2 separate regions of the Homo sapiens genome follow, and region 1 is linked to region 2. Evidence: chromatin contacts called from ENCODE Hi-C data. All regions are on one chromosome and are shown on one strand. Each heading gives the region's core, a stretch centred on a gene start or an enhancer-like site at or near the end of the contact. The rest is flanking DNA. Distances are from core to core; before and after follow the strand shown.

Evidence for each region. Hi-C counts contacts between places; a loop is a spot of excess contacts on that map. Pooled maps may share reads with other maps.
Region 1: a loop to region 2 is called in a map with no recorded cell type, with 6 times the contacts of the local background. The contact joins two enhancer-like sites. A Hi-C loop is called at or near these places in 2 of 37 single-sample maps with no recorded cell type and 2 of 50 pooled maps.

What each region holds. Positions count from the first base shown.
Region 1 is chr6:14,311,819-14,314,650 of GRCh38, forward strand. No RefSeq gene overlaps it. Among named protein-coding and RNA genes, the nearest start is that of LINC01108, 28 kb to the left of the region's middle. Within about 2 kb of position 1,478, at least 2 of the 41 ENCODE cell types and tissues checked have a DNase peak (open chromatin) inside an H3K27ac peak, as active enhancers do.
Region 2 is chr6:14,875,913-14,878,691 of GRCh38, forward strand. LOC105374945 (a long non-coding RNA gene) reads right to left here. Exons shown (of 5, transcript XR_007059473.1): 3 at 1-358. Among named protein-coding and RNA genes, the nearest start is that of JARID2-DT, 370 kb to the right of the region's middle. RefSeq lists enhancers at 1-10, 793-1,293, 1,074-1,263. Within about 2 kb of position 1,364, at least 13 of the 41 ENCODE cell types and tissues checked have a DNase peak (open chromatin) inside an H3K27ac peak, as active enhancers do.

The DNA of each region.
Region 1 (2,832 bases), core at 228-2,727, 560 kb before region 2:
ACACAGCTCTTTTACTGACTGGAGATCATTTCTTTTTGCTCACATTTCTTTATCTTAGAAACAGACGTAATCATACCCAAAGTCTGCTGGTTGCCTGTATCAATTAGGATTATTTTGGTTGTGAGTGACAGTAAACAGCACAACTGGGTTAAGTAAAATGGGATTTTTGACACACATATAATTGAAAAGTCCAGGAAAGGGGCTGGTTTCAGATGCACTGTGATTTAGAAGCTTAGATATCATGATGGCTTGTTTCTCTACTACCCTGGGTTTAGCTCTACTCTCCTCATCAGGGTTGGGACTGCAGCCCCATAGTGCCTTTCTCTGAGCCTCATACCCAATGGAGAAACAGAAATTTGTGATTCCTAGACTTGAATCTCATTAACCTTGATGGGCCAGACTTTGGGTCACATGCACACTCATGAACAAATCACTGTGGACAGGCGGCAGGTAGAGTGTGGTGATTGGATTATCTTAGATTACATGCTTCACTCTCAAGCCTGGGGGATGGAGTTGGCTGAATGAAAACAATATAGACTAAGAGTTGGTGGATATACGCCCAATAATATTAGGGCACTGCTGCCTCTAGATGGGAGAGTGGAGAGTGAGTGGTATAAACAACAAATATCCGCTAAACTACCGCAGAAAAAGGAGCAATAATTGAAAAAAGTAAAGCACTTTGAATCTCTTGAATTAAAAAGCAATATGAATTTACAAGATGCAAACACCCCTTTTTTTTTCATGCTGACATAGGGAGATGGAAGTGGCACGCTATACAAACTAAGTGTTACTTGGCATTTGTCTGAGTGATAGTGTTGTGATTCGATTGACGTGACCGAAACTAAATGTGGAATTGAGAATCTGTTCATGCTATTCTGAGGTCCTCTTTTGCAACTTTATATTTATCAGCATGGGCTATTGTAAGAAACAAGATGGTTGTCATAAATTGATCAACACTCTCTGGTCTTCTGTTGTTCTTGCTTATTATGGACTTTGGGAAGAAGTCAATTAGAGAAGTTCTTTAGCCAGTATCATAATGAGTAATGGGAACATTTACATGATTGCTAATGGCTGAGTTTACACGATGCCTCAAAGCATCAGTGGGGATGTTTGGCAGCAGCACATTATGACGGTGATTATCACTATAAATTAAGTTTATGTTGATATAATTAGCAGTTAAAAGCTAAAGTAATATTTATACTGATACAAGTTCTATCAAAGCCATACCAGTGCAAACAGGCTGTGAATGTTGATATAGTGGGGATAATTTCATCTTGCAAGAGGGGATGTTTCTAGAATTGAGATAGCCTATTGGCATACAGTTGCCCCTCCCACTCCTAGCCAAAAATAGAAAGTATAAACTTGACCAAATTGCTTCACAAATTCAGAATCTATAACTTAGTGCAGCAATCCCCACTGAGGATAAGTAAGATGCATCTTGGTAGTTTAGGCCTTGAATCACTGAACCTGGAAAGAGAGAGAGAGAGAGGGAGGAGGAAGTGAGAAGGCATGGGATGCCTAGGTAACTGGTTGTGAGCACAAGTCCACAATGACAAAGATAGGGTCTTGCCAGACAGGATCATTTGTCACAAGGGAAACCACCTAGGAGGATCGGGAGGTCTCATTAAAAGCACCTGATCATGAGCTCATTGCATGAGCTTTCTTGAGAAACTACAGCTGGGGCCAAGAATTGTGAATCCATAGTCTTCCTTCTCTGCCCTAAGAGGTTGAAGGTTGTAGCAACACTTTACACTTTTGAGGTCACCAGCATCAGATGACAGTTCTTTCCTCAGAGAGTGGGCCAGATCCTCCCGACTCCAGATCCTCAGCACAGTATCTAAGGCTGCCAAGTCACTCTGATTTCTTCTTCACGTCACATGCTTTGCAGGTACAGCCCCTAATCCATAAGACTATCCCCATAGTTGGTGGGATTCTCTCTTCTTTAGGGAAAAGGAAATAGAGTAGAGGAAGGATAAGTGACTTTTAAGAAGCCCCACAGTGAGTAAGTGGTAGAGAAGGTGGTCAGGCGGCCTGAGGCTGGCTGGTTTTGGAGCCATTTTGCCCCAGAAGCATTCATTCAGTCAGCAAATATGTATTTATTCAACACATATTTTTTCAGGGCCTGCCATCTGCCGGGCACTTTTCTAGGAGATATATATATATATATATATATATATATATATATATATATATATATATAAATCAGCGAACTGAATAGGCAAAGACCTCTGTCCTCTGGAAGTCTGTATTTTAGGCCTCTCTCTGGAAGTGTATGATCTAGGGAGGAATCCTAGAATGCTCATTACATGCTTGCTCAAAGCCCTCACCTGCAGGGCTGCTTGTGTTAACATGCTCTCTAGAGGGCTCATGGTGGTCTGATGTCTCTCTACCTGCAAAATATCCAGCAACTTAGCACTTTGAATACAAAAAAGAAAGAAGTTGGTAGTTTTTGCAAATTGAGGGAAGTAGGAAATGATGACAGCAACTGGCCCTCAGTATCCTCTTTGGACAGGGAAAGCTGTTTGTTGTGCCTAAGATGGGAAGAGAAATAACTGGCATCCCAAACCCTGAATTCAGTCCTGCCAGCTCTAGGTGACTACCTTGGCCTGCTTGGACTGCTATAATGGATACCATAGACTGGGTGGCTTAAACAATAAACATATATTTCACACAGTTCTAGAGGCTGGGAAGTCCAAGATCTAGGTGCTGACAGATCTGGTGTCTGGTGAGGGCTCCTCAGTTCCCATTTGCAAACATTTGGTCCATATGGACAAACACTTAGTCCATAACAGTTACTAAGAGAACTGACATTTCCTGAGGACCTATTAGTTG
Region 2 (2,779 bases), core at 114-2,613:
CTGCAGGCTAAGTAATGAAGTGTTAGGCCACAAAATACATTACCTCCCAGGAAAGCCCCTTAAACTCAGGCAAAATTCTCTCTTTATTTACTCACAGTATTTCACCAGAACTTGAAATTGTTAAAAAGTCTCTAACCAATGACACCACAGGAATGGCCCTTGGACAAGTTCTTGGTCAACCTCTGACAAACAACAGGGTGGACAGAAAAGAAAAAAAATGCACAAACCTATTTGCCAGGCCAGGTGAATGATGAGGTTTTTGTTGTTGTTGTTTCCATGTATTTGGCAGATGGTTACACCGTCATTTCTCTTCCTTTTAAAAGCTAATTCCAAATTTTCCTCTCTAGCATCCTATCACCTGAGGAAGCATGAAGACTTCAGGTGGGGGAGGAATTCAGCACCGATCGATTTTCCTTTCCAATTGGTTTTTTTAATGCAATTGATAATAACCAAAGACTTAAAAAGCCAAAAAGAAACTAATTTCAAAATGATCTCATCTTTCCACCTTGAAGACATATCACTTAATTGGAGACTCTCAAACAGAACCACACATCTGTTAACATTCCTGCATTTCCTCTATTGATTACCACAGGTCATTCCATTAATAGGAAATGGGCGAGCCAGGATATCACACTTTAATTTTTATATCATAATAGCTTGAGGATTAAGAGGAGGCCCATTTAGGAAAGGAATCACCCCAGGAAGGGGCAATTAGGAAAAGAGCAAAAAAGAGTTATCTTGCTGACCTTATCTCTATTAATTATGGAAAGTTCTCTCTCTCTCTCTCTCTCTTCAATTTTTATTTTTCTTTTTTTATGGAGATGGGATCTTGCTATGTTGCTCAGCTGGTCTTGAACTCCTGGGCTCAAGCAGTCCTCCTGCCTCAGCCTCCCAAAGTGCTGAGATTATAGGCATGAGCCACCGCACCCAGCTTCTTTCTCTGTCTCCCCCAGTCTCTCTCTCTCTCTCTCTCTCTCTCCCCTCTCAAGAGCTAATAAAACTAGTAAACAGAAAAGCCAAAGAAACTTAGGCTGCTCATGAATATTCATCTGAGGAAGGCTTCTGTCAATAAGGTGCATGGTGGGAGCTGGATTCTTCCCCTCTTCACCTAGGTTGACCAAGGGGGACATGAAGGAGCCCGTGCAAGCTCAGCCTGGGCACCCACCCATGGAAGGACAGCAGCCTCCAGGGCAAGGTCAAGCAGGAGAGGCCCCAGTCAGATTTCGATATTGAGAAGTACAACCATTTTGTGCTGTTTAAAAATACGGATGTGTAAAACCAGAGCGTAGTCATTCTTTGACATGCTGTGTGATTTTCCTACACAAATCAGAGCTTTAAAAGCCTTGGAGGGGATAAATGGAATCACAGGGCGAGTACAACAGGATACGGTGAGTCATTTCAACTTCCTGCTAAACATGAACCCTACAAAAGCTTGATGTGTCTCAGATTTTTTGCTGGGGGTTTTCCTCCTCGATTCAACCTCGGGTTTCTATGGCTTGCTCCTTCCTTCTTTTTATTTCTTTCTATGCATCACATTTGTCCTAGATCCTTCTCGGTCTATAAATAACATCATTGTGTCATGCTGGACACTGGGTTTTAAATGTCAGCATCCTGTGCGCAGCCTTACCCCATGAGATAATATGGTTTTTCTAACTGCATTCCTACAGCACTGAACTAACTGAGGTGTTCAGCTGCTAAAAATTTTCTTAAATGGTGACATTTTCATAACCCCAGGGTTAGGGGATGGGATTAAGTTAATGGATAGAATTTTCTAGAATTTTCTCAATGTTAGGCTTTTCTCCAGTAGACTTTTTTTTTTTTAGGTTTGTAGTTCTTGTGACTTCTTAAACAATGAACAAAAAGAAAAATGAAAAAGGAATGAATGTTTCTCTTGACGCAAAGAGGCAAGAATAGGATTTTTTATATTTCTGAATTAAATTTATTCTGCTTCTGATCCCCACCTGCCTAGCTGGTAGGAAATTCAGTCTCAGTCATTATTGAGGCTTCCTTCCCCCGCCGTGGCATTGTGAGTGCTATGTGGTACCAGGACTTGAATATGTGAGGAGGGAAGGAATGTACCAGGAGGTTGAGCTGTGGGGGCTGCCACTGTGGCCAACAGTCCCTCTCTCTCTGCTTCTGTTGAGCACTGGTTGCCTGGCAAGATCAGCACATCCTACTCTGAAAGAATTCAGGGAGCCCCCATGTAGCCACTGTGTCCACAGATACACCCATGGGACCCCCACCCTAACCCTACAGGCAACCTGCCACAATCCTCAGGAGGCACTTGGCACAAGAGGGACTGTCTGGGAGGAAAAACTTTTCCTCTACCCTCTTAGGTGCGGTGATTGGGGATGTGCAAACTAAACTGGCAAAAGATAGATGAGGACGAGAAAAAAAACAGATTATAATTGTATATGTACACACTGGAATTCACAAAGACTCAAGGAGTCTCAAGGAGGTGGTTAGAATTCAGGGCTTATATGCTACCCTATTAGGGGAAGGGGAGGGGCAGAGGGGCACTTCTGGGAAAACAAATGACTACTTAGAAATGGAGAAGAAATGGCACTTAGGGAAAACAAATGACTTTTTAGAAAGACAAATGTGCCCATAGGAGAATAAAAGGGAAAAATGATCTTTTTGTAACAATATCTGTTTGACTGTGGTACCAATTTCTCATTTCCAAGAAGAGAAGATTAGAATTGCTTCCAAGGAGGGGATTTATAAAAACTGAGTTCTTTTGGGAGGCTCTGCTTTTAGGCAGATAAGAGATTTCATGAAC